Linked DNA regions of Mus musculus: region 1 is linked to region 2. The links are chromatin loops, found by intact Hi-C in ENCODE. Cell type or tissue: left cerebral cortex. All regions are shown on one strand. Each heading gives the region's core, and the rest is flanking DNA. Links, peaks and the distances in the headings are about the cores only.

Region 1 (8,335 bases), core at 139-8,138, 380 kb before region 2:
GTGATGCTTTAAAAAACTAACATCAGTGTTAAGAATGTACTCAGAACAAAATAAGGCCAGGGGAACAGTCACCCACCACACACCACCAGTAGTTATCCAGCTTATTATATATGTGAATAAATAAAAATGTCAAAAATATGGCTTTTTTACTTCAGAGATGAAAAGGATACTCCAGAGCACTGGTGGGCTTCTCTGGTTCTTCATATAAGGCTACCAACACTGCAAACCAAAGAGAAAGAGAAGCAATGAAGTCTCCAGCGTAGATGGCTGAAATATTCTGAAATTCAGTAAATACTGCCTGCCTATTGTATGGTGAGCAGCTTGCTAAGACTGTCCATACAGTGGTAAACAAGTCAGACAGTGTCCTTGCTAGCAACAAACTTACAATCCATTATAAAAGATAAGGTACTACAAGAATACTGAACTACACTAGTGGTTAGTAAGTTTCAGAATGAGACTGGAGGAATACTTAGCATCAGAGGCAGCCCTGAGACCTAGCTGTGTTTCAGATAAAAATGGGAAAGTTCAAAGCACAAGGGAACTAAGGTGTCAAGTATGTCGTGGATAGTGAATGGAAAGGTAGTCTAAGGGCCAGACTGAGAAAAACTTACTTGAATATTGATGCTAAGGACTACAAACATATTTTAACAGTTTGAAATCAAGGAGGTGGCAGGACCCGTCCTGAATGCTGTGTACAATACTGACTTAAGTGGGACATGGAAGCATAGGAGAGCTGGCTGCGGTGTGCCACACCTGTTATCTCAGTACCGAGGAGGTGAGGAATAGGAGTGCAAGATCATCCTGGAAAAGCAATTAGCTAGAGACCTGGACTACAAGGAGCTCTGTCTCAAAAACAAAGTCTAATGTAATCTAATTAAAGAAATTTAAGAAACTTTAAGTAATTAACAGCATTCCATTTGGAACATTCAAGAATTAAGTTTCATGCATGACAGGCTAGGCACCAACCAGAAAGCATTCCCAGTCAGCATGCTCAGACTGACATTTAAAGCTGCGCTAGCTTCCCGTCAACACTCTCACTCGTCTACTAAACACATCCTCCTAGGATTCAGTGTGCAGGTGGCAAGCTCTCCGCACTAGTGCTAAGGACTCTGAAAAATCTCCTGAGCCACTGTGTGGTTGAGACAGGTAACCCAAGCTAACCTAGAATTCACTATTGTACTCTGGGCTGGCCTCAAACTCATGGCAATCCTTCTGTCTCAGTCCCTCCCATACAGGTGTTATAAAAATCTGATAAAAGTAAAATTTGTAACTTAAATATGCATTAACTTGAGAGTCCAAATTAGGAAATCCTGTTGTAAACCAATTTACATGTCTTGAGTTTTTGAGTTTTAATAATTTAAAGTACAGACAATATGAAAAACATCAAGTGAACAGGTACTTTTACACAAAAATACACAATTTTTTGAGAAATCTGTACATTTATATCAACTATCTGACCATCATCTCTTAGTATGTTACATTCTCTCAAATCCCCACTTACTACTTTTTGCTTAAACAAAAAAATTGTACATTTAAAAGTGTTTCTTCCATTTACTTCCACTGACCTGAACTGAGTCTTAGTCTTTACTTACTTTTAAAGATAGCATCTCTCTGTGCAGCCCTAGCTGTCCAGAAACTAAGTGAACTAGGGTGGCCATGAACTCACAGAAATTGCCTGCCTCTGAGAATGCTGCCTCCCAAGTGCTGGGATTAAACACAGGCCCCACCAGGCCGGCTAGGATGGAAACTTCCATAGGGTGTGACTGTTAGTGCTCTTGCCTTTTCCGTCCATCATTGCATCCCCATTCCCTTCTGCTTCCAAGTGTTAAGTTTTTTGTTCTTTGCTATGGGATGATTGTGCTTTTTATCTGAAGAGAATGCAACCAAATCATATTCATTCCCTTTTGCTTTAGAAGCTAAATTTACTGTGACTAGTTACATAGAGGGGCAGGGGGCGGGGCGGTGGAAATCAGAGGACACGTTTCAGGAACCTATACCCTCCTACCATGTGAGTTTTGGGAATCAAACTCAGGTCCAGCCAGGCGTGGAGGCAGAGGCAGGCGGATTTCTGAGTTCGAGGCCAGCCTGGTCTACAAAGTGAGTTCCAGGACAGCCAGGGCTATCCAGAGAAACCCTGTCTCAAAAAACAAAAAAACAAAAAACAAACAAACTCAGGTCCATTTGGCTTGGCAGCAAGCACCTTCACCTGCTGAGCCTTCTTGCTGGCTCTTAGCAACTAGGTATTTAAAGCCAGGTATTTTAAAGTTTGCTACCCTGCTCAAAATAACTAAAATGCTATTTTATGCATTCACCTTCTTCATGGATGTTTTTGTCTTGAAGGTTGTTATTGTTCTGTTGTTGATGATTGGTTGGTTAAGTTTGGTTTGGTTTTTTTTTTTTTTTTTTTTTAAAGATGTAGTTTTACTCTTTAGCCAAGGCTGGTCTCAGATTCAATCAGTCCTCCTACTTCAGCTTGTCAAGTGCAATTAGAAATGAAACAAGATGTCTAGGTCTTCTGCATATGCCTCAAACCTTTGAGGCAAGGTCTCCCTCAGCCTCCAGCTTCCATCCTTTTACCTAGGCTAGCAGAATTATACACACCAAGACCCTGTCTGGCTTATTATGAGTGCTGGTACCTGAACTCTAGCCCTATAGTTGTGTATCAAGTAATCTTACCTCTAAGCCATCTCTCTAGCCTAGCTATAGTTTACTTTTTTTGGAACAGATCTTGATACATGCTCCAGGCAAGCAGTGAATGCAGATCTGTTTTCCCTCACCAGAGCACTAAAAACATGTCACCATGCCTGGCTTCTTACAATGTTTTCATGTTAGAAACAACTTTAAATCCTCTCTGAAATGTTGCTGAAAGAAAAATGTAAACTTGTATGAAACATCTCTGTTTGATCCTGTAAAATTTGGTTCCCATTCTCTTACACAGCCTGAAGGCTGCACATTGGCTCTGCATTCAGTTATCTACAATTGTACTCCATCTGCCTTTCAGTGTTCTTGCCTGTCAACCTCCTGCATCCATTTCATTCCACGACCCTACCACACAGATTATTTGGGACCAAAAGTGTATCAGTGTTTATCTCCAGAGGTTGAACTATCTACTCATACATAATGAGTGTTTTGGAGATGAGATCCAAGCCTAAACATGAAATTAATTTACATTCCATATAGACCTTATTCACATAATATAAACATGATCTTGAACAAGTACATATTCCTAGGCTCCTGAATTTTGACTGACATAATTTATGCAGTCAAGTATGGAACTTTCCACATCAATACTCAGTAAGTTACAAATCTGAGAGCAATTTAGATTTCAAAATTTCAGATTAAGGATACTTATCCGTACTGTTCAAGGTCTTCCCTCTGCCACTCCATGTAAAATGTCCCATCTTTATCCTTGCTATGGTTTAAGTTAGACATTTACCACTAGCTGGCACTAGTTTTAGTGTGTGTGTGTCCCTATCTAAGCTACAAGCTCCCAAAAGCAAGAACATTTCCATGGCTGTATCCCCTTGGTGCCCAGAACACACGGCTGGAGTAAAATCATTACATGAAAGAAACATGAGGGGTTTTTTTTAACAGAATTCCAAGCCATCTGTGACACTTCTGATGCCACAAACTACAGTGGTCTCACAGAGTAGTTCCTTATACTTTTGCTCACATTGACTTCCGATGACATAAGGAAATGAGTAGTAATTCTAACTTGTCAGTTCATCCATGTAAGAGAATTAAAAGCCCTGCTTTCTTCTAAGTTCTCCCAAATTTTCCCCTAGCTTTTGTTCCCTAAAAAGCAGATACAAATTATTTCCCAGACACTTCCTATTCTCAAAAGGACCAAGTTTTCAATCCCTGCCAGCCATTCCATTCTATTCCCTTGAAAACACCAAGCAATGTTGAGTTCTTACCATGTAGAAGGCATTCAATATACTGTTAAGGCCAGTTAGCTTTATTCTATGATTCCAACCACCATACTCTCTAGCCTTACACCCAGAAAGGAAGGGATACACTTTACGCTTCCATTGTTTTAAAGTAAAGAATATAGCTGTTTTTATGTGCTCTGAAGCACTTTTCAAATTGTAATTCCACTTTAATTATGATATCTACACAAAGTAGGAATTACTATAGGCTAAAAGAGTTGAAAAGCCACAGCCCAAACTGTCTATGAATCTCCAGCTTCGGGGACTAGAGCCATTTAATAACCCACTTTCAAATCCAGTCATTTTCTTAGTTGCCTTTGTCCAAAAGAAAAATTTGTAAAATCCCGCACACTATACGGCAGGGAGCAACTGGGATCTCAAGGTCTTGCTAACGTGTCCACTGCGGCTGCTCGCGGGAAAGCAACGGAAGTTGGAGAGACTTTGCAACAGCTGCAAGAGTTTCAGTCCGGGGCAGAGAGCGACCACCGGGGCGAGGCGAAGTCCCGCGGCCGGCGTGCGCCCGACCCACGGGACCCCAAGGCCTCGCTGCTCCCGGGGCGGGCCCCACCTGGCCAAGAGCGCGCGGACGTGGGCTGCAGCCGCCCGCCTCGGCTCACCTTTCGTCAGCGTGTCCAGCACCCCCGACTTCTCCAAGTACCTCCGGAACTGCTCGCGCTTCGAGTCGGCGGCCTGAGGAGACACGGCGGGTCAGGGACCGGAGCCCGGGGCCGGAGCAGGAAGACGGCGCGCCCCGCCGCCGGCCCCAAGCCCTGCACACGCCCCAACTCCCACCCGGCGCCGCCCGCACGCCCCGAGCCACGCCGCGCCCCCCTCACTTTGTAATGGGCCATAGTGACAGCCACAGCGGCGTAGCTGGCGCCGGAGACACGGGCAGGCGGGCTCCAAGCCTCACTGCTCATGCGCGGAACGGCGCGCGCGTCTGCGCACTGGGCAGGCACGGGCCGGGGCCACCGGGGTGTGGCCTGTTTTCATGGCGACCGGGACGCTGTGTATCCCTGTCTCCTCGGAGCCTAGAGAGGCTGCGTGAGCCCGCCCTCCGCGGTTCCGGGCAGTCTCGCGTCTTCCTGTTCCGGTTGCCGCGGCGATTCGGTTGCCTAGCAAGAGGCGAGGTTTAGGTAAAGCCAGGCGAACGACCTGTGGGGCCCTGGATGGGTGTGGCCAGGAGTTAGAGGCTCCTGATGTAGTATCTCCCCACGTGTTAGTGGGCGCGCACTCCTTGTCATTTGGGTCTTTGGTGAGGAACAGACCAATGCCGTGTTTCTTGGCTCAGAAAAATACCCAGCACCAGGAAAAAGTTCAAGGTCACCCTCAGCTAAATAAAGAATCTCTTTTGGGCTTGTTCAGGGCTTGCTTGTAATCATTAAGCCCCGTGATATTTGCAGATAACTGCTGGCTGGTAGAAAACTTATCTCTACAGCAATGTTGGATTAGGGCAATGACCTCTGAAGTGGTTCTTTTCTCTGCCTTTGTCATTAGTTTCCTTTTTTTTTTTTTTATACCCCCTTAGTGGTTAACATTAAGTTCTTTTCCATATATATTATGCGTGTTTTTATGTTGAAAATAATTATAGGTAGTACTAAGTGTGTATGTCTCTCTAAGGAGATTTCTAAGTGCAGAAGAGGGCCCTTTAATGAATTTGTAGTTGTGCCTGCTACTTGGCTAGATTTTGTTTTGATCTCTCTATATAGAAGTCATTCTATTCACTAGGCGCTGGTGGCACACGAATTTAATCTCAGTGCAAGAAAAGTGGAGACCATCCTGAGTTCGAAGCCATTCTGGTCCAAGATGGTCAGGGCTACACAGAAACCCTGTCTCCAAAACAAAGAATTCATTGTAGTCTTGTTTTAATGTAAGGCCCTACCCCCACCTTATCTTTTTGAAATCCAGTGGATTTTTTTTTTTCCAGGAGTTGGGGAAGAGTATTCATGCCGTGGTGCAGTTGGAGATCGGAAGACTCATAGGACTTGCTCTCCTTCCACCGTTAGTCTCAGTAATTGCATTAAGGTTGTCAGGCTTGACAACGAGTGCCTTTACCACCAAGTCATCTTACTGCTCCCTAGCTGCAAAGTTTCTAGACTATCTAAGAAAAGCAAAACGATGGCTCTATGTTGCACAAATAATGAAAATACTGTCTTTTCTGTTGGTCTTGAGAAAAAAACATATTTGGTTATGAGAAGCCACAGAACTTAAACTCATGTTGAAAGAACTTATGAACCCAGCTTCAACCACAAACTGAATGAAAAAGTGCAAAGCAGAGTCCCCTGGTGGGTGGTGCTTGCCTTGCCTCCCTTTGTTCCTGTTGGCAATGCCCTTCCTCCCTCCCATCTCTGCTCTAAGGCATTCGAGACTCATCCAGTTTTTTTAGTTGAGCTTTTTGGGAATTTTACATGGAGTGGGGATGGGGAGGCGTTGTGTTATTGTTTTGAGGCAGGGTCTCACCATGTGTGAACTCCCAACTCCACCCCAGGAACCTGGATTTTTTTCTTCTTCTTTCTTGGGACTTCCTCCTATATTGGAGCCAATCTAACCTTTCCATAGCCCTCTCTTGGGCCCTCTCTGGAGCTCTAGCTCCTGTCCCAAGCTCTTTAAAAAAAAAAAAAAAAAAAAAAAAACCTCATCTTTGGGTAGACCAATGAGCTGGCTCGGTGGATAAAGCCTGATGTTTGTTGGATCCCTGGAGCTGTCCTATAGAGGAGAGCCAGGACCTGCAAAGTGCCTCCGGCCTCTACATGTGCTGCAGGCACACACATGCACACAACAAACAAAGTATTTTTAAATAAAATGATTAGAAAACCTTCACTACTGAGAGTAATGACATGCGCCTTTAATCCTAGCATTCGTGAGCCAGAGCAGGCAAATCTCTAAACTCAAGGCCAGCCAGAGTCACATGCTGAGATTCTGTCTCAAGTAGAACAAGCCCATCACCCTTTACCAACCATGAACGCCAAGTCTGCAGACAAGGACTCAGAGCCACTGAGTCAGTGGATGCTTTCTGGGACTGGGAGCCTCTGGCAGGTTCCTGAGTTGAGCCCATATGAGATGAGTCTCCTTTGCATTCCCTTTTTTCCTGTCCCCCATTTACTGACAGATTATAGCTTGCCTGCCCTGTGGTTTTTCTTTCAAAGTCTATTAAAATGGTCAAGCTTCGTCATTGTCAGGGTCCAGCGGGGTCAGAGTTCTCAACTGGAAGCAGGGATATCTGGAAGGCACATAATAAACAGACACAGACTACTTTTCAGGTACAAACTGACAGGCAATTTTTCAAGGCTTACTCTCTCCTCTCTCTGTCTCTCTCTCACTCATTCACAGCTTGAGGCTGCACACACACTGCATTCTCTTTTGTACTCTGCTTTTTTCCTGTGCACTTTCCTTTTCTTGAACTCCCACACTCCTACACACTTCTTTTTTTTTTTTTTTAATCTTCCTCCTATACATTGCCTTGGTCATGGTGTTTTGTTTTGTTTTTATTTATTATATGTAAGTACACTGTAGCTGTCTTCAGACACACCAGAAGAGGGAGTCAGATCTTGTTAGGGATGGTTGTGAGCCACCATGTGGTTGCTGGGATTTGAACTCAGGACCTTCGGAAGAACAGTCGGGTGCTCTTCCCTGCTGGGCCATCTCACCAGCCCCTCCTACACACTTCTATGTGTTCCTTTTTCACTCACACACACAACGTGCACTCTCCTTACACTCACACACACTCGTCACATACACCTAACTCTTTCTTACTTGCTCTCTCGCCTTTTTCTTGCCCCAGTCTATCGATATTCCAAAAACAAGTAGAAAAAAAAAAAAAAACACTGTATAATCATTGCCAAATCAAATTCAGAAGAATAGCCACATCCCACAGAGAACCAGGAATTACAATTGTTCCCCAAAGCTTCAAGCTCTCCCTATCCCCCCGGCTTGTGGCCAAAATAACAATTGCAAACTTATCATTATTTAAACTTTAACTTTTGACTTATTATAGTTCAGAGATCCGAGGTCAGCTACTTACGTTTTCCTGTGAAGTTCTAATGATAAATGACACAGGCAAAGCTGCCAGACAGGGCCAGAAATAATCAAGCTAGCCATTCAGCAGGTCCGCTAGCTTTCTGCTTCTGCACATTGCACACAACGACTCTCCTGAGAGTCCCAGGGTTCCGACTTAAGTTTTACTAATATATAATTTTATGTATTCTATACTTGTTTATCCAGGAACCACTCTCAAGTGTTGTGCAAAACTTACTTCATAGCTTTAATTGCTTTTTCCTTTCTCAGGGTCCCAGTGTTGGCTTTATTTCATTTTCTAATAATTTCTTCAAACTTTCTTTGCAAGTCAAACATTAACCTGAAACTGCCATTGTGTAGTTATTGCATTGTTTCCAAGATGAGGGCACACA
Region 2 (8,335 bases), core at 192-8,191:
CCGCTTCTTACTCCTGAGTGCCAGGATTAAAGGAGTCTCCACTATGCCTGGCAATAGTAATTTAATTATTCCCCTCTACACACATATACATGTATGTATATGCTGTATGTAATATACATACAAAAAACCACCAGTGTCCCTGCAAGCATGTACCCCAGCACTGGGCTTCCTCGATTTAACATGATGTTCAGCTTCAGCTGTGTTGCAGCATGAATCAGCTTTACTGCTATTTAGTGTATCGTTAGAGGGCAAGCTGTAGGTGCTATCTGTTTTCTTCATAAGTAGATGGGCATTTGGGTTCCCCCCACTTTGGGTGTGGGACTATGATAAATAATGATGTGTCTTAATTTTTTCACTTCTACTTTTAAAAGTGAATGTATGTGCATTCACACTCAGGCTGCAGTGTGTATGGAGGTCGGACTACTTTCAGGAGACCATTCTCTCCTTCTAGCCTATGGGCTCCGGGTCTTCTGGCCTAGCAGCACTCACCTTTAACCACTGAGTTGCCTCACACTGTGGAGATAATGCTCCCCCCCCCCTTAAAGATTTATTTATTTATTATATGTAAGTACACTGTAGCTGTCTTCAGACACACCAGAAGAGGGTGTCAGATCTCATTATGGATGGTTGTGAGCCACCATGTGGGTGCTGAGATTTGAACTCAGGGCCGTCGGAAGAGCAGTCAGTGCTCAAAACCACTGAGCCATCTCTCCAGCCCACATCTCTCTTTAAAAAACAAAACAACCTTTATTGACTTTTTATACAGTATATTTTGATTGTATTATTTTTTCCTCCCCCAGCTTCTCCAAGATTCCCCTTACTTCTCCCTCCATGAAACTTCGTGTCCTTTTCTCTCAGTTTCTCTCAGAACAAACAAATAAAACAAATGAAAAAGACAAAACAAAACCTCACATACACATAACAAACAAGGATTCCATTTGTGTTGGCCAACTGCTCCTGAGCGTGGAACCTGCCCTGCAGTGTGGGTGATGTACATGCCCAGAAAGCTGATGTGTTTTCCCTCTCTAGCAGGTATAGTTGCAGACAGCTTCTTGGTTAAGGGTGGAACTTTGTGCTTGCTTCCCCTTCTCCATGCTAGTGATGTGTCTGGCTTGAGCTTTGAAGATTGATTTTTCTTGTCTATATACTCATTAGATGTTCTCATCAAGCTTACAGCATGCAGGAACACATTGTAATATAGTGTTACTATATAAAACTATGTAGCTGTATCCATAGACATACGCAGAGTAGAGCTGTTAGACCTTAGGAGATCAGCAAAGTGGCCATTCTAGCCATCTTGGCACTTGGTGGTGATGAAGTAGAACACTGATGTTTGTGTACATGTACATGATAGATAGTGGTTTTAATCTCAAGAAGTATTTTGTTAAAATAGAGGTTGACTTCAGATGAAAACTTTACTAGTACTGATGAGAATGGTAGTACCAATATCTTTATAGAGAGGCTATAGTTTCTTTTTTTTTTTCCCCCAAAGACTTATTTATTATTATACTTAAGTACACTGTAGCTGTCTTCAGACTCGCCAGAAGAGGGCGTCAGATCTCACTATGGGTGGTTGTGAGCCACCATGTGGTTGCTGGGATTTGAACCTTTGGGGCCTTTGGAAGAGCAGTCAGTGCTCTTACCCGCTGAGCCATCTTGCCAGCCTGAGACTATGGTTTCTAAAATACTTTTGACATATATTTTTAAAATATGTGTTGAATAGTTGGAATTCTTTTCTTTTATGTCTTTAGTTATGAAAATTCCAAGGACTGGGAGGTGTATGCAGTCCTTGTACATATAGTCGCTTACAGTGACACAGAAGTTAATATTTTGTTCTTTATTCTTCTGAGGCAGTTTTCCTCTTCTTTTTCTTAAAGGAAGTAAAACATTTCAGATACGTTGCTTCTTGCTCTTTCTGCTCTGTAGTAAATGTCCTTTTGAAGTTGGCACATATCATTTCTTATGCAATTTTGTGCATTAACAGCAGATTTGGAATCATAACTATGTGCTAGCATTTGTATGTTTTATATTTCCAACGTGCCCACTCCAGCCTTGTTCATGTAAGGCCCATGCTCTACTCCCAAGCTAAGGCCTGTGCTCTATTCCTAACCCAGCCCTAAGGTTTGTGGGGTTTGTCGTGATGGCGAAGAGTAGTGTGGCTTGTTCATCTTGGCGTGTATAGAGTGTGATGTGAATGGTACACTTCACAGCTGTGCCACACTTCCTTCCTTAATTAACTATAAGGGCTTTGTTGCCTTCACTTGTGAATAAAGTGCCATTTTTGCAGTGAACATCTGTGTATTGTGACCTTGCCATTGAAGAAAGAGGTTTGGGGTTAGACACCTGGTCTGGAATCCTTCCCCACCCCCCCCCACCCCCCCCACCCCCCCCCACCCCCGCGACAGGGTTTCTCTGTGCAGTCCTGGCTGTCCTGGGACTCACTCTGAAGACCAGGCTGGCCTTGAACTCAGAAATCTGCCTGCCTCTGCCTCCCAAGTGCTGAGATTAAAGGCAGCGTGTGCCACCACGCCCGGCTGGCCTGGAATTCTAGGCCTAATGTGGAAGTCAGAGGTCAACTCTATGGAGTTGCTTCTCTCCTCCCACCTTTATGTGGGCGGGGTTGTAGTGATTGAGTTTAGGCAGATAGCTAGCCCAGCACATCTCTGAATCACTGTCTCATCAGCCCTCCTTCCTTTTTCTTGCCCAAAGCTTGTCTACAAATTGTTCTGGAAACACCATTATGACTTATGATACTTGTTAGGTAATATTGTTATTTGTCATATTGCACGTTTGTTTGTTTGCACGTGATTCCTGCACTAGGAGTAAGCTTAGCAAAGCCAAGGACTTTGTTGCCTTCACAGTCTTTGCTTGTCATAAAATAAGCAGTCAATGAATATTCACTAAGTGGATGAATGTTCTATGAATTTGGTCATCTAAAAGCTGTGAAGGTAGATTGAACGGATAAATTGGCTATGATGGCTTATTAAATTAAATTAATTACTTTAATTATTATTATTAAGCATTGTCCAAATGAGGAAACTGAAACAGTAACCAGTTGGTCTCTTCGGGCCACATATCTTTATAGCAATAACAGAATGCCTTTTCTCTAGGTTTGGCTCAAGCACTTTTTGAGGTGTTGAGGACTTTTAGTTTGTGTGTCCCCACCTCCTTCCCAGAGCAGGTCTCTTGTGGCCCAGGCTATCCTTGAACTCCTGATCCTCCTGCCTCTACCTCACCACCGTGCCAGTTGGTTCTAAGTCCTCTTCTTCCTCTTCTTCCTCCTCCTTCTCCTCCTCTTCCTCCTCCTCCTGCTTCATGGTTGCTTAGTTCTTGGGGTATGATAAAGTGCCATTCATGTTCACAGAGTGAATGAATGACTGTGCATTTTAACTCTGGTTTTCTCTCAAGGAAAACTGTGGGTAATAAATGGTTAACTACCAAAAAAGCCAGAGGAAAAGACTTGAATAAGTAGATCCCAAAAGTTTGCTTTGTGAGAAGGCATAGCCATATGTTCATAGGCTATGCCAGGTGAGGGTCCATGCACACGTTAGTCCTGTAGTCAGTTAACTCAGAAAGAGTGGAAGCATCCCTGTCTAAGAAGAAAATCTTGGGGTTTATTTACTTTCCTTAGAATACAATCAAGGAAAAGAGGTGTACTGAGATCCCTGTGGGAGCTAGGGATGGCTCCTAATGTTTAGCCCCAGGCATAAATGGGAATAAAAGAGATTTACTATAGATCAGGCACTGAGCCAAGTGCTTTACAGACATTATATCATTAGCCTTGTCTTTCAACCCCATTATGTGGGTGGTAGTGTCCATATCTTATAGGTAAGAAATCTGAATCACTCAGTAAATTAGTTAAGCCACTTAGCAATTTGAACCTAGTTCCACCCTTCTCAAATTTCTGTTCCTGTCTTGACCAGTTTTTCTCTGTAGTAGAAAATGACGCAACTGACATATAGACATTTAGAAAAGAGTAGACTCACAGAAGTAAAAATAGAATAAGCTTAGTTCTATAAGCTTCCTAGAGAAACCCACTGCAGTAATAGTTCTACTATTAAGCAGCTATCTCTTTTTGTCCCAGGTTGATCTATTTGGGGGATTTTTTTTTATTAGGTTATATTTCATTAATGGAAGTCAAATGTGTACCTTGCTGCATGAAGCTTAATAGTACCCTTATTTCTGCTTTCTTCATTGTATTTGTGAAGGTTTGGTGGCCGCACGAACAATTTGGTTGTAATGTCATGATTTTTTGCTGGTGAACTGATCTGAGTTTCCCTTGCTCTGACTTGCTGTGTGCTGTGATGTCCATAAGATGGCGCTGCAGTTTTGCTGGCCCTTTAGTGCCAGACTAAGGGAAGAAGCACCCACTGTAGCTACACAAGAGCCGGCCGGCCGGGGCTTTAGGGTCTCTAGTTGCTTTCCTTCTGGGAAGACTCTTCAGGAAAGGTGATAGGGCTGTGCTGGTATATGTTTTTTGAGCTTACATAGCCAGGACAACATAGCAAAATCCCATTACATTCATGTACATACATACATACACAGTGTGTATGTGGCTTAGTGGTGGTGCATATGCCTCTAGCATGTACAAGGCCCTCTATTTGATTCCTGGCACTGCAGGAACATGAAAGATAAACTGCTACAACAGAGAAGAAACATGCATACCTCTTTTCTCCCACTCCATTCAGAGAGCCTTCGATTGCATGTGTTAGGCAGTGTGCTGGAAACCTGGTGGAGGAATTCTGCTGGCTGGCAGCGCAGGGTGTGGTCTATGAGCCTTACTTACATCAGTCTGAGTGAAAATCACCTGGGTTTCAGTCCCTCAGCTGCTCTCCCCAGTCAGCAGCAAGTGTTATTTCTTCGTTGCTTGGCTACAGAGTCTAGCTGCTAGTTTAGAACTATGGGAATATCTTCTTGTTTTATGGCAGTGGAGAGCAGATTTTTCTCCCTCTAGTAATTAATGGAGCTGAAATGAAAAGTCTCTCTTTTATTCTATGGGTATTTTCGAGACAGGGTTTCACTCAGTAGTCCAGGCTAGCTTCAGACTTGCTTTGAAATTCTTCCTTTTTAGCCTCCCAGTAGCTGAGATTACACACATCAACCATTTTGTCGTGTTAACATGAAGTCTAAATGGCTTGTGTCTTCCCCGTCCTCAGTTATTTCAACTTGGACAAGTTAATCAGCTTTCTTAAATCTGAGTTTTCTTTACTTAAAAATTGGGCCACACATGGCTGCTGTGAGAATATAACAGAATAATATATATTATCCTGTTACATTATATATATGTTATATATGTGTGTATCTTCACATAGAACTTGTTATATAGCAAGTACTCAAAATACGATAGCTAACTGTGGCAAAGGCAGTACTGATGATTACTATTGAACACTTATGTCAAATACTGTTGTCTGACTTTTATATTGTATTGACAAGTGATCACCTGTCCCTGAGGCTTAACATACTATACTCAAAATCAATTTCCAGGTTTTTCATCAGTGTGTCTGGCCATCCGAATTAGTGGATGTTACTCTTTGGAGCTGGCCATATATGCCACAGGAGGCTGGATTGTTCATACCCCTGTTTCTTTTCTTAATGGAAGGAGTGGGCTCTAATCTTTCTTAGGTTAAAATTTGATTATGTATATCTTGCTTGCTCTTTTCCTTTGGGCGTCTTGGAGCAGTGATTAAAACATATTTCATTTCATAGGTTGGGAGCTTTCATTGCGGCTTCTCTGGTCTTGTCTACCTGGCCCTTCCCTTCCCTTGCTAGTTAGTACCCACTGAGCTGGTTTGCTCTCCCCACCCCCTCTTTGATATTGTTCTCCTCCTCCTCTCTCCGGCTACCTCTCTCTCTTCCTTTCCCCTCCCCTTTCCATTTACTCTTACGTTCTCCCCTCCTCCTCCCTCTCCCTGGTTTCTAGCTCCTTTTTGCGTTCTGTTTGTGTTACTGAGGGCAGTGCTCCAATTACCTCATATTTGGAGAGAGGAAGCGGCAGCCAATCCGGTTTCTGTCTGCTTTTAGGTCAAGTGATTTCTGAACTGCAGTGAGATGCTTTGAAATTTGTCTTGTTGCAGCTCTGAGCCTGTAAGATGGCTGTCTGAATCGAGCGGCTGGAAGAGACAGAGAGAGGCGGGGAGGGAGGGAGAAAGGATTGGAGGGATTGCCGGCATAGTGCATGTTTTTTGGTTTTTGGTTCTTTTGAATGTGCATCGAGTCCGATGAAGCCGACATTGGAATGCCTCTGGGATCCGAGGACTGATTCAACTGCTTTATTTTCTGAGATTGAGAGAGGAAAGAAATGGGAAATTCACTGGGCTGTGTTAAGGAGCCGAAAGAGTCCATAGCTGTTCCTGAGAAGGCTCCCATATCTCCTAAGAAGAGGGTTCGGTTCAAAAGGAAGTGGAGAGGGAAGAAAATCCTTACTCCAGAAGCATCTCACAGGGAGGAAGCTTTGGAAGGCACTGGAGTCATTGAAGAGACTGAAACCCTAACGAAGTTAACAGCGAGGCTCCCAAAGGAGCCCGGAGTGGGAGGGGCAGAGCACCCCCCATCAGACATTTTCCTGCCCGGAGACTCAGCTCCCAACTCAGGGGTGGGCGATCAAGGGATGATTGTGCAGGTAAAGGAGAGCTTCCAAGCAGAGATCCAGACTGCTCACCTTTTGTTGGAGAATGAGTCATCAGTTGTTGGAGGGGCCTGGGATTCCCTGGAAGAGGGTATGACAGTCATTGCTCACCTGCTTGATAACCCAGCAGAAAGGAACTGTGAGAAGTCTGTGAGCCAACTGGTGGAATTTCCGAGGACAGCATCCTGCAGCAGCAGGGCTGTGCTGTTGCCTTTGCAGGGAGAGACTGCAGTGGAGCAGGGAGGCACTCTGCTCAGACATCGACATCGGAGCAGCACTTTGCCTCGGACGGATTACCCCTCTGAAACAGTAGATCAAGACCAACCTTCAGAGGGCTGGAGTGTGGGGGGAAGAACCAAGAGTGTTCCAAGTGCCCCTCCCACAGGTTCTTGGATTGCTAAGTGTTCTGTTGCTTCATCAATACCAAAACAGTCAGGAGACCCTATTCACACAGAGCCTACCCATGTAGGTCTCGTGTCCTGCAAGGGTCCCATAATGCCTGCTTCTCAGAGTGATTTATCTGTCAGTGGCATCACTGTGAGCATTTTGCCATCCTCCTCTGGCTATGGCAGCGATGGGCTGCGCCTGCATGGGATCCGGCCTGAAGATACAGAACCTGAAAAGACCTCCACACCCTTCTCAGAAGAGGATGGTACCCTGTCTTTGGAGGCAAGCCATACTGATCGTGGGGTCTGGAGGAGGTGGATGGTGTATTTGGGGTAATCAAACTGTCTTTTTGGATTTCCTTCCGCTCAGGCATATCGAAGTGGAGTGTGGTAAGCAGTAAGGATCTTGGAGTATTTCAAACTTACCCCTATATGGGGAGTGTGAGTTAGTGATGGCTAGGGGTTGGCAAGCATAATCTATTTCAAGTCTGTCTCTTGATGCTTAAAACCAAGTCTTGTTGGCTCTGGGGAAATCTCAGGTTTTGAGTGTCCATGTAGCATAATTGCTGAGGTTATCTGGTAGGATTGTCTTTCAAGGTGCAGTTCTGGGCATTCCTCATACTCAGTCAGGGCTGTTGGCTTGTTTGCCCCCTTCAAGAAGTTGTTATGTAGCACAAAGGGTAAAGGGAAGCCTAGCTTAATTTCTAACATTAACATGGGAGTGTGAGGGATCTTGAAGACTTGGGGAGCATGGCAGCTGACTTCAGGGTGCTTGCTCTTCTCTCTGGAGAGTGGTGTTCTTAGCAGAGCTGATGCAATCGCTTCCCTGTGAGGATGTATCTAATGATAGCACTCACAGAATGTTTGTATGGAAGGAGAGGGCTCTTCCCCCTTGGCTTCTAGTGCTAAGATTAAAGGAGATCAGGGGATGTGGAGGAGGGGCAATGGGGAGAGGAGAAGGGGAGGAGAGGGAGAATGGGGAGAGTGAGTGGATGAGATGGGGCAGCTTGAAAGTTCAAAACTCCAAAGTTTATCTTGTGATTGAACTTGTTTAGGGCTTTAACATGTCTTGTCAGGCAACAATAACTGCTGTGAATATTAATTCAGAAATCTGGACACCAAACTAAGGTTATAGGAAGATTCTGGATAACACACTATGTAGCTATAGGCCGTTCACGGTTGAATTTTTATTGGCATATTGGCAGGCCTTTGCTGCATACAAAATACAAACCTTAGAGATGCAAAACATTTGGATTTTTAGCTTGTTTGTTTGTTTTTTGGCTAAGCTGTGGACAAATGATACTAATTACAAAGATGTCCTGAT

What was found. A loop is a pair of places that touch in the nucleus more often than their neighbours do. Peaks named below come from ENCODE experiments on the same cell type or tissue, not always from the same donor. Only the 100,000 strongest peaks of a DNase experiment are listed, where the experiment ranks them.
Region 1: a loop joins it to region 2, with 5 times the contacts of the local background. A loop is called at or near these places in 2 of 42 quality-filtered maps.

What each region holds. Positions count from the first base shown.
Region 1 is chr4:123,901,518-123,909,852 of GRCm38, reverse strand. Mycbp (MYC binding protein) reads right to left here and starts at 4,840. Exons shown (of 5, transcript NM_019660.3): 1 at 4,766-4,840; 2 at 4,547-4,619; 3 at 171-219; 4 at 1-16. The coding sequence starts at 4,780. It also overlaps D130007C19Rik. In left cerebral cortex, for the core only: no CTCF peak of the experiment used is centred there; a DNase peak (open chromatin) is centred at 4,918; H3K4me3 peaks cover 1,847 bases; H3K27ac peaks cover 1,090 bases.
Region 2 is chr4:123,525,423-123,533,757 of GRCm38, reverse strand. The region is part of intron 5 of Macf1 (microtubule-actin crosslinking factor 1); the gene reads left to right. Among named protein-coding and RNA genes, the nearest start is that of Gm31156, 22 kb to the left of the region's middle. In left cerebral cortex, for the core only: CTCF peaks have their summits at 1,541 (motif pointing right), 4,319 (motif pointing right) and 6,778; DNase peaks (open chromatin) are centred at 6,018, 6,761, 7,434, 7,790 and 2 more places; H3K4me3 peaks cover 2,818 bases; H3K27ac peaks cover 1,975 bases.